2 separate regions of the Mus musculus genome follow, and region 2 is linked to region 1. Evidence: chromatin loops called from intact Hi-C (ENCODE). Cell type or tissue: left cerebral cortex. All regions are shown on one strand. Links, peaks and the distances in the headings refer to the core of each region. The heading gives the core; the rest is flanking DNA.

The links. Hi-C counts contacts between places; a loop is a spot of excess contacts. Peaks named below come from ENCODE experiments on the same cell type or tissue, not always from the same donor. Only the 100,000 strongest peaks of a DNase experiment are listed, where the experiment ranks them.
Region 2: it touches region 1 in a loop (5-fold over the local background); 3 of 42 quality-filtered maps call a loop at or near these places.

Annotation. Positions count from the first base shown.
Region 1 is chr1:36,704,235-36,715,156 of GRCm38, forward strand. It overlaps Actr1b (ARP1 actin-related protein 1B, centractin beta), which reads right to left and starts at 5,691. Exons shown (of 11, transcript NM_146107.2): 1 at 5,572-5,691; 2 at 3,957-4,021; 3 at 2,636-2,711. The coding sequence starts at 5,619. Gm33533 (a long non-coding RNA gene) reads right to left here. Exons shown (of 7, transcript XR_865346.3): 7 at 8,614-10,451. It overlaps 4933424G06Rik (RIKEN cDNA 4933424G06 gene), which reads left to right and starts at 10,303. Exons shown (of 9, transcript NM_001374322.1): 1 at 10,303-10,463. The coding sequence starts at 10,379. In left cerebral cortex, for the core only: CTCF peaks have their summits at 4,074 and 5,186 (motif pointing right); DNase peaks (open chromatin) are centred at 3,127, 4,932, 5,151 and 5,804; H3K4me3 peaks cover 3,246 bases; H3K27ac peaks cover 3,240 bases.
Region 2 is chr1:36,541,767-36,552,688 of GRCm38, forward strand. Ankrd39 (ankyrin repeat domain 39) reads right to left here and starts at 5,486. Exons shown (of 4, transcript NM_026241.4): 1 at 5,320-5,486; 2 at 996-1,099; 3 at 93-296. The coding sequence starts at 5,419. It overlaps Sema4c (sema domain, immunoglobulin domain (Ig), transmembrane domain (TM) and short cytoplasmic domain, (semaphorin) 4C), which reads right to left. Exons shown (of 15, transcript NM_001126047.3): 10 at 10,486-10,630; 11 at 10,161-10,383; 12 at 9,960-10,072; 13 at 8,902-9,062; 14 at 8,740-8,810; 15 at 6,873-8,602. The coding sequence ends at 7,773. In left cerebral cortex, for the core only: CTCF peaks have their summits at 4,271 and 5,621 (motif pointing right); DNase peaks (open chromatin) are centred at 4,257, 5,561, 6,432 and 6,638; H3K4me3 peaks cover 1,040 bases; H3K27ac peaks cover 1,555 bases.

The DNA of each region.
Region 1 (10,922 bases), core at 1,216-9,215:
TTAACTCTGGTTGGCCAGAGTTAGGCAACCTCCCTCTCAGTGTGCTCTCAAGTCCTTTTAGCAGCCTAGTGTGGCAAACAGAGAGGCACTGCCTGGCTGTAGTGCTACTGTAGTGCCAAGGATGTATCAATCTCAAGTCAAGAAGCTGCAGCCCTGAGAGGTGGACAGGCATAAGAAATCTGTTCCCCTGGCCTTAGGTCTGGTCAGCTTGTGCCATCTGAGCCACACTGAATTCATCAACAACAGGAAAATGCATCAAGGACCTATGAAAATTCCCCAAGGATGAGGAAGCCGGATGACTGGTACAAACAGGTGGGATCTCTTGATGCTGTGCTGCGCTGATGTTTTATGTTAGTGTCTCCTCTGCTTGGATTTCTGAGAACGGAAACTGCCTGGAATGGACTGTGCATTCAAGGTTATCTTCACTTCACAGCACTATTGGATGGGGACCTAGGCTCTTGCTTTGACGTCCTGAGCATCCCCGGTAAAGGGTTTAAGTATAAAGAAGACATAATGCTAGCCTGCGTGCTTTGTAGGTTTGGAAGCCCACGTGGAAGACTTACCAGTGCATCTAGAAGGGGCACAGATGGGAAGAAAGTTGGTTCACAGGGTGCTCGGGAGTCTAGTACAACTATGGAATTCTCAGGGGCTTTATGGTTGGGTGGAGCACAGATGATATGCACTGTGCTGGCAAGTCTTTTATCTTCTTGAAACAAGCTAGAGTTATTTGAAAGCAGGGGACCTCAATCGAGGAAATGCCAGCATGAGATCAGCTGGCTGTAAGACATTCCCTTGCCACTGGTTAGCTTTTACAGCCCTGGAGGGTGCTATGGAAGCTGCCGGGAGAATTATGGCCCAAAGCCCTACCTGGTGGCAGCCCTTGCATGCTGCACCATGAAGTGGCCGTTAGTGAGATATTGGCCGTTATAGGTACAACCAACTTTCTGATTAGACTTACATGGCCGGCTCCACAGATGGGAACTTCATCCTCTACTGTGAGCTCAGACAGAAATGCTCCCTGGATGGGGAAAGTTATAGACCCTAACCAGGAAACAACCATGGTCATTAAACAAATGTGATGCTCCTGGCTAAGGTGCCTTCCAACTATCTGTGTTTACACCCTTAGGTTCTTTCTGCTGTTAGCTTCCACTGGATGTCTTTATGTTTCCTCTTTCTCCCCTTTTCTTACTTGTTTCTGAGAAGGATAACAACAAGTCTATAGACATGGAGAGATGGTTAAGATGAGGGCTTGGTACCCTGCTGAATAGCCAGATACGCGTCACCCCCTCTAAGGCCCGGGGAACACTGCTGAAGGGAGCGTGTGTGTGTGTGTGTGTGTGTGTGTGTGTGTGTGTGTGTGTGTAAAGCCTTTAAGAGCTGGAAGAAGAGGTGCAGCATTATAGAATGCAATACTCCAAGCAAAAGAGGAGCCATTTTCCTCAGGTCAGCTAGACCTGCTTGCCAGAATCCGTTTGAACAGCCCTGCTGAGGTTCCCTTAGGAGAGGTTGTGGGAAGGGTCATTGGACCTCCCAGCCATTGGCAGGGAGCTCTACCCTACCTGCATATGGTCTCAAGGTCTTGAGAAGTGGTGGTGTACAGTCTGGGGAAGGCTACTGGAGAGTTAAGGCTGCCGTGGGTTTCCCTGGATCCCACACTAATCTCTCACCCATGCTCTGTCAGTAAAGTCTCTGGTTCCCCAGGATGAACTCTGGTGGAATCCTAGTCTGGTTTCTCACTGGGGCCTTAGAAAGAACCACTGTTTACATCTACTCAGGGGAAGAATTCTTGAAATATGCCCGCCCCAGTCCCTCTTCTTTCCATACACACGTTCCTCGCTCACTGCCTAGGCTCTCTCCAGCATCTCATTATACACTGTCCAGCATCCATCTGCAGCACAGTAGCCCATGCTCTGTCTGCACTGTCCCCCCAGGCCACCTGAGCCCATCATTCCTCCAGAGTACAGCTGGAGCTCTGACCTCTTGGCCCAACTCCCCACCTGCCCTCGCCTGTCTGTCTAGGAGACACTTTGCTTCTCATACAACAGTGGCTGGCTTTCATCTCCCACAGCCTCTCGTGTGCCCTTCTATTCAGGCCTCCCCTTCCCAGGTGCCTTATTCCCCAGGTGCCTACCTGGCACCTGCCTGTGCTTGGCTGACACTTCCCCCACACCCTATACTGGCACCCTCAGAGTCTGATTCAATGTGCAGTCCCCAGGTAGGCCATCCTAGCCAGAATAAGAAATGGCCCCGGCCTTCCTCAGAGCAGGTATCAGGTCCATAAAACCTAGGTGATTCTAATTCTTAACTCACTTTTGGGGGTGGCTGAAGAAGACTTTGAGCTTCTGGTCTTCCTGTCTCCACCCCTCCCAAGTGCTGTGACCTTAATCAGTTCTTTCTCCTATAGTTTCCAGTTTCTGAAAGCGGACACGGAGTCAAACCACGAGTTCCTCAGGAACGTTGGTTCATTGGCATCGTACAGAAGGGGGGTTGCCTCTACACACACACACACACACACACACACAAACACACACACACTGAACTGAAGGTAAGAGGCCCAAGAAGGCACAGAAAGGAACAGGTTGCTCTGATCACCAGCTAGATCTATGACTGACAAACTCAACTTAGGGACAGTTACCTCTGCTTTCGGTCCAATGAACAGGTCCCCCTCCAGGGCTCCAGCCATAACCCGCATGTGCTTTGGCCGTCCGACACTGCAAGGTCACAGAAGGTCAGTGAGTTGGGCAGGTGCATGGCTGAACCTGTGTCCAGGAAAACTGGAGTCCAACTGCAGAGCTCTAGAGGGTGGCCATGCTAAGCACTGGGAAGTGGCTCAGAGCCTAGACCTATGGGGAGTGGGAAAGCAGCCTGGCTCTTAGAAGCACAAGCACTTTGGGGTCTGAAGGAACGAGCCTCTCCCCAGGGAGGGCTAAGTGTGAATGTCAGGATCCCGTCTTAGCCTGGCTCTAGCAAGGCCACACTTCTATAGCCACACTGACTAAGCCCACCCACCCTCTTGTCTGCTGATGGATGGAAGACAGCCCTAGAACTCTGAGGCTTTCTGGTGTATCCCTCCCACAGTGGCCACTCTTCCACTGCCAGGGCTTCCAGAATAGAGATCAGTTCTTGGCAAGCACATATGTGATGAGTTACCATTCTAAATTGTGACCCACATTCCCCACAGACTGCCAACAGCCTTCCCTGACACCCACCCGGAGTTTGGGATGGAAAGCTGAAGCCCTCTGTGAGTCCAGGCTGGCTGTAGCTCTTAAAGCCACTCTAGGTTTCCAGCTCTGATCTGCAGGCCACTGACAGATCCTTCAAGCTCTGAGAGGTGCTTCAAGGGGAACCTTCCCAGTGGGCAGGTAGGACCCAGGCAATCCTCGATCTTTGGGACAGAACCACCCTGTTACCATTGGCACTCCCTGGGGTGTGTGGAAAGGGCTGGGCAGGAACAGTTCCTAGATGCTATACATAACTGAACCTTGATGAAAACATTTCTGGGGGCTGGCGGGGGCATTGCTTAGAATGTATGCTTAGTTTTCTGGAGGCTAGGGGTTCACCCAAACTCCACAATAATCTGAAAAAAAAAAAACTTTCCAGGGAGGAAGGGGTAGCTGTGTACACCCCCCCCCCAACTCTCTGTGGGAGTTTAGCTCTTTCCCTGGAGAGAGGTTCCTCTTATTCCTGCTCCCGCCTTTACCACACCCCATCCCCAGGGCAATGCTGGATGCTGCTCCTAACAGGCTGAGCCAGAAACAAAGGCAAGAGACTCTGAGACCCAGCAGTTACTCTCAGGGTCACCTCCACCAATCTGGTGTTTCCTCTTCCAGGTAGAGGAGGGACTTGCCTTCCAAGAGGGAAGCTGTAACACCACAGGGGACGCATTCTTCCCAAAAGCAAATAAGGGGCTGGGGAGCTTGCTGCCCTCCGCCCCCCAGGTGACAGGTGACACTTACTAGTTTGGGAAACAGTACTTAGGAATCTGGTCTCCTGCAAAGCCAGCCTTGATCACCCCTGAACCCTGCAAGGAAAAGCAATGTTTTAGCTCCTGCCAACGACTCAAGATGCAGTCAGGGTCCCCAAGTGGAGAGAGCTGGCAGTTCTACCAAGGCTGGACAGGGAGGAAGCCAGAGACCTGACCTAGAGAAGGAGATCACTTGCAAGCACTAGCACATCAAAACTAGGTGTGAGGCTGCATTTTCTGTCCTGGGGACCCAAGGGGGAGATGAGAACTGTTAGGGGCATCTGTTGGGTGGAGGTTATCAGCAATGACTGGCCCCAGATGGGCATCCGTGAAGAGAGACCACAGATCTCCTCTGTGAATGCTCTGGCTAGTACCTGTAGGGAGAGGAAATCAGCTACACTTTAAAGATAGCTAGATGCTACGCCTCAGCCTTACTCTATTCAAGAACCCTTGTCTTCACCAGCAGACAGAGACCACATACTGGGTCCATGGAGGGGAACCACTTGGTGGTCTCCAAGTACCTTTCTTGGGTAGTAAGAGGAGAGGCAGTCCCTGTCCCTGCTGGAAGCTGGACCTAGGCTTTCAACATGAACTGGACACACCTTCCACTTAGTAAATGAGTCACCTACTCACACCCTTTGCCTACCAGTCTCTATTAGGGCCAAAATAACATATCCAAGTAACAAGCGAGAGGCTCCAAGCCCAAACTCAGCCAGGCAGGTGCCTCTGAGCTCATTAGCTTGTTGGCCACCAAACAGGTAGGTAGCCTGATGTACACTGTAGCCTGCCCCAAGCACACCCCCAAAGTCCAGGACTAGCCTCTCTGATAAACAAGTTATGATTTAAGGGAGCCCACATGGGTGCTCCAAAAAAAGGCAGCCACAAAGATGCCATCAGGGGCTCACGTGGGAAGGAGTCAGTTCCCAGAAAGAGAAGTGTGTCACCGTCAAAAGCTCCAAGGCCTACACATCAGCTCTGGGCACAGCTAGAGAAAACCCCAGCCACGTCAAGGCCTCTAAGGATAGACAGCTCCTAGGGCCACTGAAGGTAAGCACAACCCAGGCTGGAAGACAACGCCCCGGGAAGCAGGACCTCTTTTCTTTCAGGCTTGCAAACTACTACCCCAAACTGCTCCGTCCTGGGGAAAGTGGCTACACTCTCCGAAAAGATCATTTAGAGTGAGGGGGTTAGTTAAAGCGGCAAAGAGGCCACCAGGTGGTGGCTGGTGGAAATTAACGTGCAGTGTTTGCTTCTGGGTGCAGCCCCTTGGGAAGTGTTGTAAAGATCACCAGGCCCTTCAAGAGATAAAGCCAGCAGTGTGCAAGAAGTCAAATGTCAGCCGACCTCCATCAGGCGGCCAGAGCTTACCACCAAGCAAAGGGCCAGGGGTCTTAACTTGCCCAGCGATCCCACCCCAGACAGACGCGTTCACCGGCCTAGAGCATTAAGGACCGCCTGACTGTGATCAGCTGTACCGCACATCCTGGACTCCGAGGGAGGTGCTCCCGAGGCCCACCCCTGGCCCCACCAGCGTGGGCCACCGCACGCCGCCTGCGACCCCGCGGCGGGTCACAGTCCTTCCCCCACCCCCCGCTGCCCGGCCTCACATTGTCGATGACCACGGGCTGGTTAGCGATGATGTCGTAGGACTCCATGGCCCGGCCGAGCCGGCCCTGCCCAGCAGGCGGGCTGCAGGAGGACCGGCGGGCTACAAGGTTCGCGGGGAGACCTGGACGGATGCGACTCCAGACACCGCGCCGCTCCCCTCCCCCAGTGCGCTGCCTACGCGAACGCGGCCCCGTGGCCAATCACAGATGCCAAATGACCTGATTGACGGCCGGCGCCGGGGAGGGTTGCTGGGGGAAGTGGGAGGGGCCTCTTGGAGCCGGCTAACCAATTGAAGCTTTCCGGAAGAACAGCCAGGCGTTGCCAAGGTAGGCTGCGCGGCCGTAAGATGATGTCATGGCTGGGTTCTTAAAGGGGGCAAGAATTAAAAAGGAGGTGGTAGGTCTATTGAAATCAGGAAGTCTTTTGAGTTCACCTACTGGAAGGTCTTTCTTTTGATGAGACATCTGTGAGCATTCCTCTTCTTAGGATGTCAGCTCTGATTATTTCAACGGGAGAGTTAGTTTAGTTAGATTTATTCATCTTTTTTGGTTTTTAGAGGTAGGATCTCTGTGAAACCAAGGCTAGCCTTCAACTTGTGATTCTCCCGCCTCACAAATGCTGGAATTACAGGCATGTACTACCATACCAAGCAACAGTTTTGGATTTAATAAGATTCAAACGCTAGGTGAATAATTGTATTTTATTTTAGAAGTATCATAGATTTACATTTAGACCTATGTTTAATTTGAGTTAGTTTTTATACATGTATCAAGTAAGCATCGGGGCATTTATCACTAAGGCTGTCTACCTGGGGTTTGATCCCAGAGACCCATATGGTAAAAGAGAACCGGCTTCCACAATTCTGATTGCTACAAGTGCACCATGGAATATGTACAGCCACACACACACATTCGCAAACAAAATAAATAATGTACAAAAAAAAGTGGGGGGTTGGCAAAGAGAAACTGGGTGTGATCATGTCATTCCTGGTAACAGGGAGGCAGAGGCAGGCCAATATCGGAGTTCCAGAGGTTGACAGAGGCTACATAGTGGAATCCTGCCTCAAAAAATTATATATATATATATATATATATATATATATATATATATATATATATATATAATTTATATTTATATAAATTTATAATGAGAGAGAGAAATTTTTTTCAAATTGCCTTGGTGCCTATGTCAATAGTTGATAGTTTCTGTCTACCTTTTATTCTGTTTCACTGGTCCATTAGCCAATAACACATAAACTTGTGGCGTCAGTTTTATGTTGTTGGGCAAAACATCAGAGAAAATCATCTTAAGAGAGGTCATATCTCTTAACTGTTTGATAGCGTTCACTCATGAAGTTACCTAGATCTTGAGTTTTCTTTGTGGGAAGAAAGTGTGTATATTTATAATATACAAATTAAGTTTTTAAAAAAGAGATGTAGACTGGTTCTGGTGGTGGTGGCAGCTTCCCCTTTCCATCCTCCTCTTCCTCTTCTTCCTCCTCCTTTGGTGTGCTGAACACAGAACCTGCACCTAGATAAGTTCTCTACCAACTAGCTACACTTGCGGTCTTGCTGTATCTTCTTGAGTTACATTGTTTTGTTACTTTGTATGTCATGGAATTTGTCAGCTTTGGGCAAATGTAATGGGCAAAAAGTTGTCCATAATGTATCCAGGGTTTTCTTTCAGTGTCTACAGAGATGTTTCCCTTCTCACTGGACACCTGGGATGCCCCCCCCCTTTTAACCCTGATCAGGCAGGCTAGAGCAGGGGAGCAGCAGTTCTCAATCTGTGGGTGGCAACCTCTTGGGGATCCCCTAAGACCATTGGAAGATAGGGATTCAAGTTATGATTTACAACAGTGGCAAAAATTACTGTTATGAAGTAGCAATGAAAATAGTCTTATGGTTGGGGAGTTACCACACAGGAGGAGCTGTATTAGAGGGTCACAGCATTTCCTCAAAACACTAGCTTTCAATTTCATTGACTAGTCTTTCCAATGGTGCTTGCATTCCTTTTTTTTTTTTTTTTTTTGGTTTTTTGAGACAGGGTTTCTCTGTATAGCCCTGGCTGTCCTGGAACTCACTTTGTAGATCAGGTTGGCCTCGAACTCAGAAATCCACCTGCCTCTGCCTCCTAAGTGCTGAGATTAAAGGCGTGCGCCACCACGCCCAGCTTGGTGCTTGCATTTTTAATGGATTGTAGCATTGACTATGAAGAAGAGTATACTGTAGAGAAGTTTGTAGCTCACAGACACTAGAGTATTTTCTATTTACCTCTCAACAGGACAAGTTTGCTGACTCCTACTCTTGTCCTAGGCAACTTGTGTAAAAGTTTTTTTTAACCTAGGTGTAGTGGCCAAGAGTTGGGCCAACAAGATGGCTTGGTGTGCAGTGGTGCATGCCGCCAAGTCTGACAGTTCAATCCTTGAGTGCCACATGGTGGAGGGTGAGAAATGACTCCTCTAAGTCTGCCTCTGTCCGCCACATATGCACTGTGACATGAAATACATACTCTTTTCTGGTGTGCATGAAGACAGTATACTTATATACATACAATAAATCTTTTTAAAATTTTTCTCAAAAAACAACAAACAAACAAAAAACCCAAACACACTTCATATGAAGGCTGGAGATATAGCTCAGATATGAGGAATATGCTGTACCTAGGTGGAGCCCCTTACAACAATTTGTATGTAACTTCAGTTTTAGGGGACCCCCACATTGTCTGGTCTCCAAGGGCATCCACACGCATAGATAAATACACATTTAAAATTTACTTTATATGATAAAAGGGAGAGTATTAGAGGAACAGCTAGTAAATGCTTGTGGAGTGTATTGTTTCATTAACGTGAATAGCCTATCAAAATCATTTAGCATGCATTATATTTAAAATAAGTATTACTGCATTAAATTTTATATTTACATTTAAATATGAATATTCAAAAATCCACATATACAGATATATTGGAAATAGAATTTTTATTTTTTTTATTTTTATTTATTATTTTTTTTTGTTTTTGTTTTTAGAGACAGGGTTTCTCTGTATAGCCCTGGCTGTCCTGGAACTCACTCTGTAGACCAGGCTGGCCTCGAACTCAGAAATCCACCTGCCTCTGCCTCCCAAGGGCTGGGATTAAAGGCTTGCGCCACCACGCCTGGCCAGAAATAGAATTTTTAAAAGTAGTTTTCTTTAAAAACTTTTTTAATTTTATTTTTTGATAATTTCATATATGAGTATTATATTTATATCACTCTCCTTTCCTCTCTTTCCTTAAACCCTGTCATTTCCTCCCACTCCCGAAGTTCATAGCCTATTATTCTTTGACTATAATTGATGTCTGTGTGTCTAAGTACAGTTATTTAGTGAGATAATTTAGTGTTGCTCAGTGTATTTAGGGCTGACCTCTTGGGACTAGATAGCTTATCAGGAGCTTGACCCGGGGAAGGCTGAGTCTCTCTCCCAGTGACCGTTCATTGCTTGTAGAGATGGTCTTGTTAAACACTAGTTTCTAATTAAAACACAAACTAGTATTCTGTAATTATGATTCAAGTAGACTAAGATTACTCTACTATTGTAAATATTGCTCCTATTAAAAATTATTCTCAGCCAGGCAGTTGTGGCACATGCCTTTAGTTCCAGCACTAGGGAGGCAGAGGCAGGCAGTTCTCTGAGTTCGAGGCCAGCCTGGTCTACTTTGGTTTACTTTGACTCCTTGTTTCAGAGGTTTCAGTACATGAAGTCAGCAAGACAAAGCACCATGGTGGAGTAGGGCTGCTTGGCAGAGCAAACTGTTCCCCTTATGACGGCCAAAAAGCAAGATGGGGCAGGGTCCCACTATTCCCTTGTTTGGTTACTGTTCTAGTGCTGTGAAGAGACACCACAACCAGATCAATTCTTATTTTAAAGAAAGCACTTCACTAAGGCTTGCTTGCAGTGTCAGAGGTTTAGTGCATTATCATGGTGGGAAGCATGGCAGCACACAGGCAGACATGGTGCTGAAAAGTAGCTGGGTGTTCTACTTATGGATCTGTAGGCATCAGGAAGAGCAGAGAGACTGGGCCTGGCTTGGGCTTTTGAAACCTCAAAGCTTCACCCCCCCCCCCCCCAGTGACACACTTTCCCCAACTAGGCCACACCTCTTCAGTCCTTCTCAAGCAGTGCCACTCCCTGATGACTAGGCATTCACATATAATGAGCCCATGGTGGCCATTCTTATTCAGACCACCAAATGCCTGAAACAGCCCATTTCTGGTGATCTTCCAGTCACCACTCCTGCCTCCTAAAGAGTCTATTGTCTTCATGGGCTGGTGACCAGATCTTTAATCTCTGGCCCTTCCAGAGCTAACCTATAGTGAGAACACTTCACTAATGCAATCCCTTCTTGTTTTCTTGGTGCTAAGGTTCCACCTCAGGGCCTCATATGTGCCAAGCAAGCCCTTTACCACCACAGGACAACCTCTCCTGTCCCTCCTGTTAATGTGCTATGTTGACCAATACAGTACACCTGGTGGCTCTAGCTCCAGTGGCCACAGTTGAGTTTCATTCCGTGTATCCTGTTGACACATTCCCATCTTTAGGTTGCAGGGCATGCAGGATTAACCAGACCTCAGAGAGCTGAGACAGTGAACAGAGAGACTGTTTGAGGGTCACAAGTGTCCCTCTCCGTCCCTGACTACAGACTTGCCCCTTTCCCAGTGTGACCTCACAGAACACGGGTTCCACAGCATCCTGGAACTTGGGGCTGTCCTATCTGCGAGCAGTTCAGGAGAATGGCTCCTCCCTGATGGCATTCTGGTTGTGGCAAAAATGAGCGACACTGTGTTCTTCTCCTTTGTTATCTTCCTGGGCAGCCATTGGGGCACAGAGCCCCTGTCTATCCCTGTGATTGAAGGTATCATCATCAGTATACTGTCATGGCAACTGGAGGGATGGAAGACCCCTAGGGAGCCTCAGCCAGGCTGGCTGGTGGGCCCTTCCTGCCGAGGCTGGGACAGTGAGCCCTCCTCATGTCCTACTTCCTTTACCTGAGCTTGCCCACCTGTGACACTCCCTCAAATTCTAGAGCTTTGTAAAACTATCCCGTATTTAGAAATGTCGACCCTTTATTAAAAAAAATTGTTTTTCAAACCTCTCACAAGTAGAACAATCATTAGAAAAAACAGCTATCCACAAACTTCTCAATCTTATCCACACATTCATATTTTAAAATTAGTATATACTAAGCCGGGAGGTGGTGGCACACACCTTTGGTCCCAGCCCTCGGGCAGGAGGTAGAGGTGGTCAGATCTCTGTGAGTTGGAGGCCAGCCTGGTTTACATAGTGAGCGAGGTCTACATAGAGTATATACTGA
Region 2 (10,922 bases), core at 1,272-9,271, 160 kb before region 1:
AAAGCAACAAGAAAAGTACAAGATTAAGGAGAAGGCTTAAAGGAGACTGCGACATACCTTATGCAGGCTGAGGGAGGCAGCGACATACACACCTTATGCAGACTGGTCATGCCATCATTGTCGACCAGCCAGGGGTTGGACCCATGGGATAGCAGCAGCCGTGCGATTTCCGTGTGCCCACAGTAGCTGGCCCGGTGCAAAGCCGTGGCGCCCCCGTGGGTCTGGGCGTCACACTTCGCTCCACTTTCCAGCAGAAACTGGCAAACAGCATAGTGCCCGTTGCGGCTGGCGTAGTGCTGCAGGGATCAGAGACTGCAGTCAGATGGCAGAGTCCTGGCAGGTGGCAGGGCACTGGGATGCCGAGAGCCAGGGAGGAAACACTGTGCCCTTCCACTAATTAAAATACCCAGCTGCTCAGGATGGGACCAAAGTTGAAAGGGAAAAGAGGGTGTCTAAGGATTCAGCGTAGGTGGGGAGGGTGGGGGGAGGGTGTTTATCAGTCACGGTGGCACGGGCTTGTGTCTGGAATCCTAGCCCTTCAGAGGAGGCAGGGGGATCAAGGTCACCCTTTATACACAGATAGTTCAAAGCTAACCTTGGTTCTGTGAGAGCCTATTTCAAGAGACAAAACAATAAACTTTAAAGCTAGGCGAGGTGGCATACGTTAATACAGATTCTCAGTACCCAGGAGGGTGAACCCTTACCAAAACCAAAACCACCACCACCACCACCACCACCAAAAACCAAACCAAACCAGTGAACCAGGGAGATGACCCATTCGGTGAAAGTACTTACCACCAAGTCTGAGGGCTTAAGTTCTAGGCCCAGACCTCACATGGTGGCACGCATACATACACATGCATACACAGGCACGCACACACGCACTCACGGGGGCTGGGGGGAGAGAGACAGAGGCACAGAGAGACAAGAGTTTGGCTGGAAATAAAGGGAGAGCAGCAGCCCGGACGGAGTTAAGGCCTTTTCCCAGAGCTCACCAGTGCGGTGTAGCCGGCAGAATCTGGCTGGCTAGGGTCTGTGGCCTTCTGGATGAAATACTTCACACGGCCCAGGTCTCCATTCAGGGCAGCCGACCAGATTCCTGCAGAAAGACAGTCAAAGCGCTGAGCAGTGTTGCATGGTGATATTTGTTTCTTTTAATTCCCATTTCTTTAAAGCATTTCTTCTACCTTTTGACTGAAGTTTCAACATCTGTAAGGTAAAGCTTGGAATGCTGTATCTATATTACCCCCAGGAAGCAGGTCAGAAACCCATGCTAAGACTGTTGTAATCTGGAGCTATCATAAAAGGGATAGTTGCTGCTGCCCGGGCAGCTGGTGCTAGCGGCGGCAGGGGCAGCGGGCGGTAGGGGCAGCTGCAGGGGTGGCAGTGCACGCCTTGAATCCCGGCAGAGGCAGAGAGGCAGAGGCAGGTGGATCTCTGAGTTCGAGGCCAGCCTGGTCTACACAGTGAATTCCACCACAGCCAGGGCTATACAGAGAAACCATGTCTCAAAACAGCTGATCAAGGAACAGCGGCTCAGCAGGTAAAGAGCCAAGCCTGACTAACGGAGTTCAATCCACTCCACCTACACAGTGGAAGGGCACAACTGACTCTGGCAAGTGCCCTCTGACATCAGAGCTCATACCCTGACACCCAACATGTCCTAATCACAAACTGAGTACAGTTATTGAAATGAAATGATCACAAATAGGTCAACCAATGCTACAAACCCAGTGGGTGAGAGAATTAACTAGTAGCTTAGGCTTTGCACACAATGCAGCACAAAGCACGGGTAAAAGAGACAAGAAAACAGGGGAGAGAACACAGACCAACATACTTCCAAAAGGAATTTCAGAGAGGTACGCAAGATGGAAGTGGCGGAAACGGGCACCATGTCCTTGCATGGCCCCAGGAACTTGGAGCCCAGACACACAGAGAAGTGGGGAAGCTGGGACTGGTGGACTCTGAAGGAAATCTACAGTATCCCAAAAGCTTAGCATGGTTATTAGAAACAGTTGAACAGATAATCAAGGTCATTGTATCAAAGAGGCAGAGTAGTTACAGACAGCCGAACAGGAGGCGGGGTTATTATAGACAGACGAACAAGGAGGTGAGGTTATGGAAATACAGCCGAAGAGGGAGGTGGGGTTGTATACAGATGAACAAGGAGGTGGGGTTATTACAAACAGATGAACAAGGAGGCAGCTGTAGCTAATCTCAGTAGGAGCGGTCTCTGCAGGGGAGCAGCCTTCAGGTAAAAAACACTCAGGGGGAGAAATGGTGGGCATTTTCTACACATATTGTCAACATCTGCACATGGACCAGAGGAAGGATTTACTGCCCCTCTGAGCCTGGACCCACCCCTGGTGTTGGTGTGTGTGTGGTGTGTGAGTGTGTGTGCAGGTGCCATTTCCCTATAGGTCTGAGGCTCTGGTCCTTAGCATGTCCTGCTCATGTCGGTAACACACATTCACTCAGGGTTTCTTCTGCTCCCACAAATGGGAAAGATACTGGTTGAAGAGATGAGAATTATACAGAAATAAAGATAACCATGATGTGAGCATGGTAGCACACGCCTGTAATGCCAGAGGCCTGTAAAGACAGAGGCCGGCAGATCTCTGTGTTCAGGGACAGCTTGGTCTACAGAATGAGTGCCAGGACAGCCAGAGCTACACAGTGAGACCCTGTCTCAAAAAATCAAAACAAGGGGGCTGGAGAGATGGCTCAATGGTTAAGAGCACTGACTGCTCTTCCTAAGGTCCTGAGTTCAAATCCCGCAACCTCATGGTGGCTCCCAAACATCCATAATGAGATCTGATGCCCTCTTCTGATGCGTCTGAAGACAGCTACAGTGTACTTAGATATAATAAATAAATTTTTTAAAAAAATCTAAAAAAAAAAAAAAAATCAAAACAACAACAACCAGAGCTGGAGAGCCGGAGAGGAGCTGGTTCAGGAACTGTTGCTCTGATGAAACTCATTCTTCAGAAGACCTGGGTTTGATTCCTAGCACCCATAAGGTGGCTCACAACCATCTGTAACTCCAGCTTCAGGGGATCCAATCTCCTGTCCAGGCATATGCATAGTGCATACATACAGGCAAAACAGTCATATACGTTAAACATGTGTGTGCATATATAATTTGTATATATAAATAATTATATTTTTGTTTATTTTTTTACTTGTGATATATATACACACACATACACATATATATCTGTAATCAAAGAGATGGCTGTATAATTTGTATATATATAATTATATATACTGTATATTTTTTACTTGTGATATATATATATATGTATATGTATATATATATGTAATCAAAGATGTAATCAAAGAGATGGCTCAGTAGTCAAGAGTAGTTAGTTGCTAGGGCCAGGCAGTAATGGTGCACACCTTCATCCCAGCACCAGGGAAGCAGAAACAGATGGCACTTTGTGAGTTCGAGGCCAGCTTGATCTACAAAATGAGTTCCAGGACAGCCAGAGTTATATAGTGAGACCCTGTGGTTGTGGGGTGGGGAGAGATGGACCAACAAAACAAAACATAGCACACATACATACACAAAGAAAGTCACCAAAACAGATTTAATTCAAAACTAAAAAAATAAATAAATAAACCCCATGCTTTACAGAAAAAAAAAATTCACATAATAGGTATCTTTATCACATGTGAAAAATAAATAAAAGAATAAGCTGATAAAATTGCAGCAGGTGATAACAAACAATTTCTGAGACAAAGTGTCTAACATGCTCTGCCTTGAACTGGCCTTGAACTGTGACCTTCCCGTCTCAGCCTTTGAGTCAGTCCAAACTGCTACAAAGAGAGCAAAGCATTAAGGTAACAGGGTAACCAGAGTGGAAATGCCAGGGCTTTGAATACCACAAGGTTTCTTCCTCCACACAGGAAGGGCTGACATTTTGAGGCAGATCATGTCTGTTGTGGGGAGCCAACCTGTGCGGGTCAGATTAGCTGTGACACACAAAAATATCTCTAGACCTAAACTGGGCATAATTGTCCCCAGGTTGAGGACTCTCTAAGGAAGGGGGGTCCCTGAAGAAGTGCCATAGAACTGAATGCTGGCGGGAAAGCCTCAGTCAGCCTGAAGCGGACTAACAAACAAAACAGACCATGTCATCGGACAGAGGGCTTGCATATTTTAGAAACATAAGGGTGATGGCTGCAAGGGTGAGAACCATAAAGAGGTACAGAAACACAACAGTCAGTCTGGCTTGGGGAACTAAACGCAATAGGAGGCGCTGGAGAGGCGGCTCAGTTAAGAGTTCTGTCTGCACCAGGCCGGTGGTGGCGCACGCCTTTAATCCCAGCACTCAGGAGGCAGAGGCAGGCGGATTTTTGAGTTCGAGGCCAGCCTGGTCTACAAAGTGAGTTCCAGGACAGCCAGGGCTATACAGAGAAGCCCTGTCTCAAAAAAAAAAAAAAAAAAGAGAGAGAGAGAGAGAGAGAGAGCGCTCTGGCTGCTCTGCAAAGGACCAGGGTTGTTTCTCAGCTGGTCACATCTGTAACTGCCAATTCCAGGGAATCTGAAGCCCTATTCTGGCCTCCAGGAGCTAAATGCACATAAATAGTCTTTAAATTAAAAAAAGCGTAAATGTAATCATCTCATTTGTTATTTTCTAAAGGTACAGCGGAGAAAACACTTCAAGAGGAGGAAGCGGGGAGTCCTATTATGTCCCTAGTCCAAAAGATGGGGGTAGCAGAGGTGTAGAGAAACGCCGCCCGCTAGGAAGCCATTCCTATGGTAACCATCAAGTGTTCCGTATCATCAGCCCTACACTGATGACAACCTTGCTACAACTGCACAAACTACCTGTTCCTGGGGATAACATGGTAACCGGCACAGAAGAACAGGGACCACTGCTAATAGCAAAATCTCTGTATGATTTTGGACAAAACAGTCACACCCCTGCGCTCCACAGTAAATCTTTCGAGATCACTGTCATTGCTAAAACTTGTACACTCACACCCGAGAGCAGCAAGGGCCAGCTGCCCTGACCTCCCCGGTGGATACGAACCACCAACTGCAGATTCTTTCCCTAGCTCCTCTGTCACCTGACCAGGCTGTCTCCTAGCTGGGTTGGTCTCCAGACCCAGTTCAGAAACCAATGCCTCAATTTACCCGTCCGCACTCGAGACGGAGTAGTCGAGGGGCTTCCTGCCACGCTTTGAAGCCAGCCTTCCTGCACCAGGCCCGGAAGCTCCAAACACGGTTCGAGGCCTCCTTCAGTCCACGTTCCCGGAGATGGGGCTGGAGATTGCCCGCCGCCGGCAACGCGGCCGCCTCACCCCTCTCACCCCTGTCGAAGTCCATCTCCTCCAGCGTCTGCTGTACCCCGGGCACCGCACTAGGGTGAGAGCAGCAGGAGCCATCCGCGCAAAGGTGCGGCGCCGCCATCCCGGCGGCCGGGACTGCAGCCAAGCGCTCCTACGAAATGCCCACCCCTCCGTCCCAGGTTGACCACTCGACGTCCGTAGTTGACCTTCGAGTCCCGCCTCCTCGCCCCAGGCCAACCAATCCTGCATTTAGACCTTAGCTTAGCAACCAATGAAAGTGGTGAGGTGTGGCTGGATAGACTGAGCCTTGCTGCTTTGCTACCACGGGAGGGCGCCCAAGGCTAACTAAGCACAAGGAAGAGCAAAGGCTCGGGAATCCGTTGAGCTCCCCGGGAGGAGGCAGGACAGTTCGTGCAGCCTCGCCTTGTAGGGTGAGGGGACCAGGCAGCTTGGCCTGTCTGGTAGTGTTTATGTCGCATTCGCCAGAACCGAGGCCTCGCAGGTTCCCCAGGGCACAAGGACTCTAGACGCGGCCCATAGTCCCTCTCTCATCTCCCAAGCATCACTTGAGCTGTAGGCCATCCATGGTCAGATCAGTGACCCGCCAGAAAGCTACTAACACTCTGACCCTCGTTCTTTAGCAATCCATCAGGAAGCAGGTGGCCTGAGGGCAAGGACCTGGTAGACCACCTTTGTGCTTAAGCCTCTGCCCACTCAGTGGGCGCTGGTTGCCAACACCCACTGGGCAGACAACTGAGCTAAGGGAAACACACTCAAGTATTTCCCAGCCTCTTCTGACCCACACTCAGGGAAACAGCAGCCTGCTCAAGGGTCATCCAAGTGTATGGGGGGTGGGGGGTGGGGTGGCAGCTAAGGGTGGGCAGAGAGCTCACTGTGGTCTCTGTTCCTATGTACCGGTTAGATTGATCTAAACCAGGTGTGTCCAAATTGCAGCCAACAACAGCATCAAATTTAGCACAACACAAAATCTTAAAATGTCTTTTTTTTTTCCTCCTTCCTATTTTCCTTCTCGAAATCCGATTGGCAGGCAGCTCTCATTAAGGGCGCTCAGAAATGAATCCAGGCTGGGCCTGTTGTTTTTCCCAGGAACATCTGGGCCTACACCACTCCCTCACTAAGACAAGGGCTTGATACTGACTGGGTGGCAATAGGGGACTATCCCTACCCAGATAGGACATTCGAGACTAGCATTCTTCCCCTCCCACGGAGCTTGTCCTAATCTCCATCTTTATAAAGACACTGTCCACACAACTTGAGAAGCCTCTCCTTCAGCCCCTGACTCCCTGCTCACCCTCCCTATAGTTCTGGGAAGACCGTCTCCTTCTCCTCCTCTTCCCGAACGCTCTGCCTTGTTTCCCTGTGGCACCAGGCCAAGTCCAGCTCCCAAGCAGAGTAGCCCTGCTCTGGCTCCCAGTCCCATAGGCATCACTGTGGGAAAACACTTGAGTCTCAGCTGGCCCCTCCAGAGATGCACGGACAGGCATTAAGACCATGATGGCCCAGACCAAAGGATGAGTCCCTCTTAGGTCAATAAGTGGGTTTGAGTCAAAATATCTGTGTGGCAGGGTTAAATTTCATTTTCTCCATTTTATTTGTCAATATAAAAATACTCAAATATTTACAACAAATAAATATGTGGGGACACAATAAGTTACACTGTTAGCCCTTTTCCCAGAGCAGGGAGAGGATAGGCCAGTATCCATAGCATGCCCACCTCCTCCCTTCCCTCCCCCAACAACCCTTCCCAGCCCTGTCAGAAGAGCGCAAATATAAAATACCACCGAACCCGGAGGGCAAGTGGGAGGCCCTGCCCACCCCTCCCCCTGAAGCAGGAGGTTCCATCTCCACCCCCAACCCCCGCCCTGAAAACATTCACAGCCCTAGGAGCAGGGCTAGGCCCACCCCCGAGTCCCGCACTCCCCCAAAAGGGGTACAACACCCTGTCCTTCCCTTCCCCGTATGTACATCACTGCCCCAAAGCTTGGGACAGCTGGGGGTAGGAGAAGCAAAGTGCTATGACCCCCTTCCCCTTCATAGCTCCAAAGACTCAACCAGGAGGACCCCAGGCCAAGGGAAGACGTGATAGAGACAGGAAAGTTACAACACACACACACACACACACACATTCTTCCACATGCATACCAACACATATATGCACAAACACGCCCACATCTTGAAACCTCTTCCTTGCAAAGTTTTGGCTGCTGGGGTCCCACATGTCTCAAATTCACAGAGGAGGGTGTGTCTCCTGTGAGGCTGAAGTCCTGGTGAGCCACACCAAGTGGCAGTGCCCATGCTGAGCAGGTCCTCACGGCCGGGCAAATGCTGGGCAGTGTCTGTCCCAGGCAGAGCAAGTGCCCCTGCCATGTCCCTGAGGTAGCTGGTGCCTGTGCAAAAGTTAAGAGTGCACCTCCCATGAGACCCCCCCCCGCCAATGAGGTGGGGGGGTCCCCTCATACTGAAGACTCCTCTGGGTTGGAGTCAGGCAGCGGCTGGCGCTGTTGTAGTTTCCGTCGTAATTCATCCGCGAGCTCAGGCAGTGGGTGCCCAGATCCTCCTCGGTCCTCTCCGCCCAACTGTAAACGCACATAACCATTGGCATTTGAGTTCCGACCACCTCCTAGGTGGAGCCGAGTTGGAGAAGGCAGAGGCTGGCCAGGTATGCCAGGAGGTGGGGAAGGGGGCCCACCCCCAGGCTGGCACCGGGCGTGACCAGGCACAATCTTGAGAGAGCCATCCGAATAGTAGTACCCGACAGGATCCCAAAGTTTCTCATCAGTTTCGGGGCCAGGACGGAAGGGGGGACTGGCAGGCTCCTTGGGCAGTTCCAAGGGGTACACCAGTGTCCTCTCAGATGCCTTGGCACCCTTTTCTAGCTCTTCTCGAAGTCGCCGGCGGAGCGATAGGACCAGCAGCAGCAGCACCAGGCACACAGCCCCCAGGGCCACCACAGCGAGCCACACGAGCCCCAGGTTTTCCAAGGGAGCCCGTGCCTCCAGTGTCACCGACGAGCCGGCCACGACAGCAACAAGGTAGCTTTCTGCAGCCAGTCTTGTCCCCTGCTCCTCTGAATAGCAACGATAGGGTCCAGAGTGACGGGACTGTGCGGCCATCACCACCAGCGCCTGGAGTCCCGTGTCATAAAGAAAGGAGCCAGGTTGTTCTGCAGGCAGGTCCTGGCTTCCGAAGGTCCAGTGGGCATGGGCCAAATTGGACGAGAGGTGGCAGGGTAGGACCAGGTCTGTGCCTGACACAACGGTGATGTTCTTGGGAATAGATCTGACTGCAGAGGCAGAAATGAGAGAGAACCCAGTGTTAATGCAGGAACCCCAGGTCCCACAGTGAGAGGTGATAAACTAACTCTGGCTGTGATCCAGGGGCCCATCCTCAAAATGAGGGAACAAAAGGAAAACAGCTCACCTTTTTTAATGCCATACTGGTTACACATCTTTGAAGTGTCCAAGTTCGCCACATGTTGGACCAGAAAGGACCTGGTAGGGAAGAGAAGTGGCATCAGAGATCCAACTCCAATCACCTTAGCCTCCCCCTCCTGGCCCTGGCACTCAGAGACGACTGACTCACCCCGAGCGACCACTGGTGGTGGCCACACAGCGGCTGGTGTTGACATTCCAGGCACAGTAAGGGTCCCTGGCCAGGACACAGTCTACACAGAAACGGTACTTTGTGCAGTCGGCCAGAGACAGCTGAACCAGCTGAGAGCGGGAGCCAGCAAAGAGCACCTTCTACAGTAAAACAAAGCACAGGGTAAGCCACACCACGCCTCGGGGTGATGGCTGAGATTTGTTCAGAGAGCATAAACATACTAGGTCCCCCAAGGAAGAAAAAGGCAGCGGAAGAAAAATCCAGGCCAGAGGAACAATTTTGATGAGGGCTTACGACAAGCCATCAAAATCCTAATCACTTTACAGACATGACCTTCTTAGACAGGGACGGACGGCAGACCCGTGAGGCTGAGGCGTACGCTCACTTGCTCACACTCGGGCCAGGAAACTCAGTTTCCCCCGGCCCCCGGAGCCAGCACAGTGACAGCAGTGCCTATGGAAGGTGGGGTTCCTCTGTTTGAATGGTGACTGCCAATCTGCATGCTTGCTCAGCCCCACAATTCCCTTGCTGCCATCTCATTATTCAGCGTTGTAGGGAGCAACTTTGAGTCATAGTAGCTGGTAAAGGGCAAGCAAATCAGAATCCAGAGGGTGATGCGAATATGAGTTTTGCATAAAGGTGTTAAAAAAAGAAAGAAAGAAAGAAAAGAAAAAACGTGAACACTTAAATGAGCCCGGAGACTGAGGGCCTGGCTCAGACACCCACTAGGGACTCAAAGAAATCGGATGTCTCTGTTGCTTGGGTACCAAAACATCTTGACCGAGAAGAGACTGCAGATAGAGCTGCAGCCCCACTTGGAAGGAGTTTGCCAAGGCTGGATTCTGGGAATGGGGGCCCCACAGGGACTGGCTCTATAAGAGAACCTTCAGAGGACAGGTTCTGGCCACCTTAGATCTCTTACTTCTGGGAACTCGAGAGCTACATGAGCCCAACTATGGATGGCATAGAGCCTGGGCGCCAGATAGACAATGGAGCAGAGAACAGAGAGGGAGGTGCGTGTGGCCCAGTCTTACTACCTTGCTCTGAGACAGCACCAGACTTTCCACTGGCTCCTGGTCAAACACCTGCAGTTCCTCCACCATGTGGATCCAGGGCCCCAGGCTCACAGCCTTCAGCAGCCAGCCATCTCCTGGAGAGGTGATGGGAATATGCAAATGAGGAATCAGGCTATGGGGCCTCCCCAGGTTCCCAGCCTTGGGCACACCTGAAGCGCCTACCTGTACCAATGAACAACACTGTATAGGTGGCACCATCAAGCCCTGGGACCCTGTCGGCCACCACGTGTGTGAAGTTAGTGTTCTTCTTCACAAGTAGGGGGCGGCCCAACCGAGGCTTCACCTGGTCCTCCATCAGGGGGTGCTTCTTGATGAAGTTGAGGGTGTTGTCCGGCAGTTCCAGGGAACTGGTGTAGCCATTGTCTCGGTGCCAGTTGTTGATACACTGTGTCGGGGAGGGGCGTGGGGAGGGCGGCTGTCAGTCAGCTGGCGAATAAGTGGGTCCTGGAGCCGATGTTGGGAATACATCCCCAAGCCGAAAACTCACCGAACCAGGCCGAGGGCTGGGTACCGGGTCAGTATAGCGGGCCCACTTCTGGGCTTGCTCACTGTACTCCTTGTAGGGACCCTCAAACACTTGCTGGATCTGTTCCAACTGGTACTCACAAACTGCAGACAGGTCCATATCGCCCCTGTTAAAGAAGGACCTTGGAAGTCAGGTTGGGTGCCTACTTGCTCCCACCATACCAGGGAACAGAGGAAAAAGTAGGAAGGGCAAAGCTTAGTATGGAGCAGTCACGACCATGAGGTAGCCCTGAGGTGTCACCCCAGGCAGCTTTCTGCTCACCTTCCCCCACCCAGCTTTAGAAAGAGCAGGCGCAAAGTCATCTTGGCTGCCAGGCACTGACCCGCTGGACTTCCTCCAGACGCCTGTGCGGGGGCCCTCACACCCACACACTATCCCTACCTGACCACCTGCTCCTC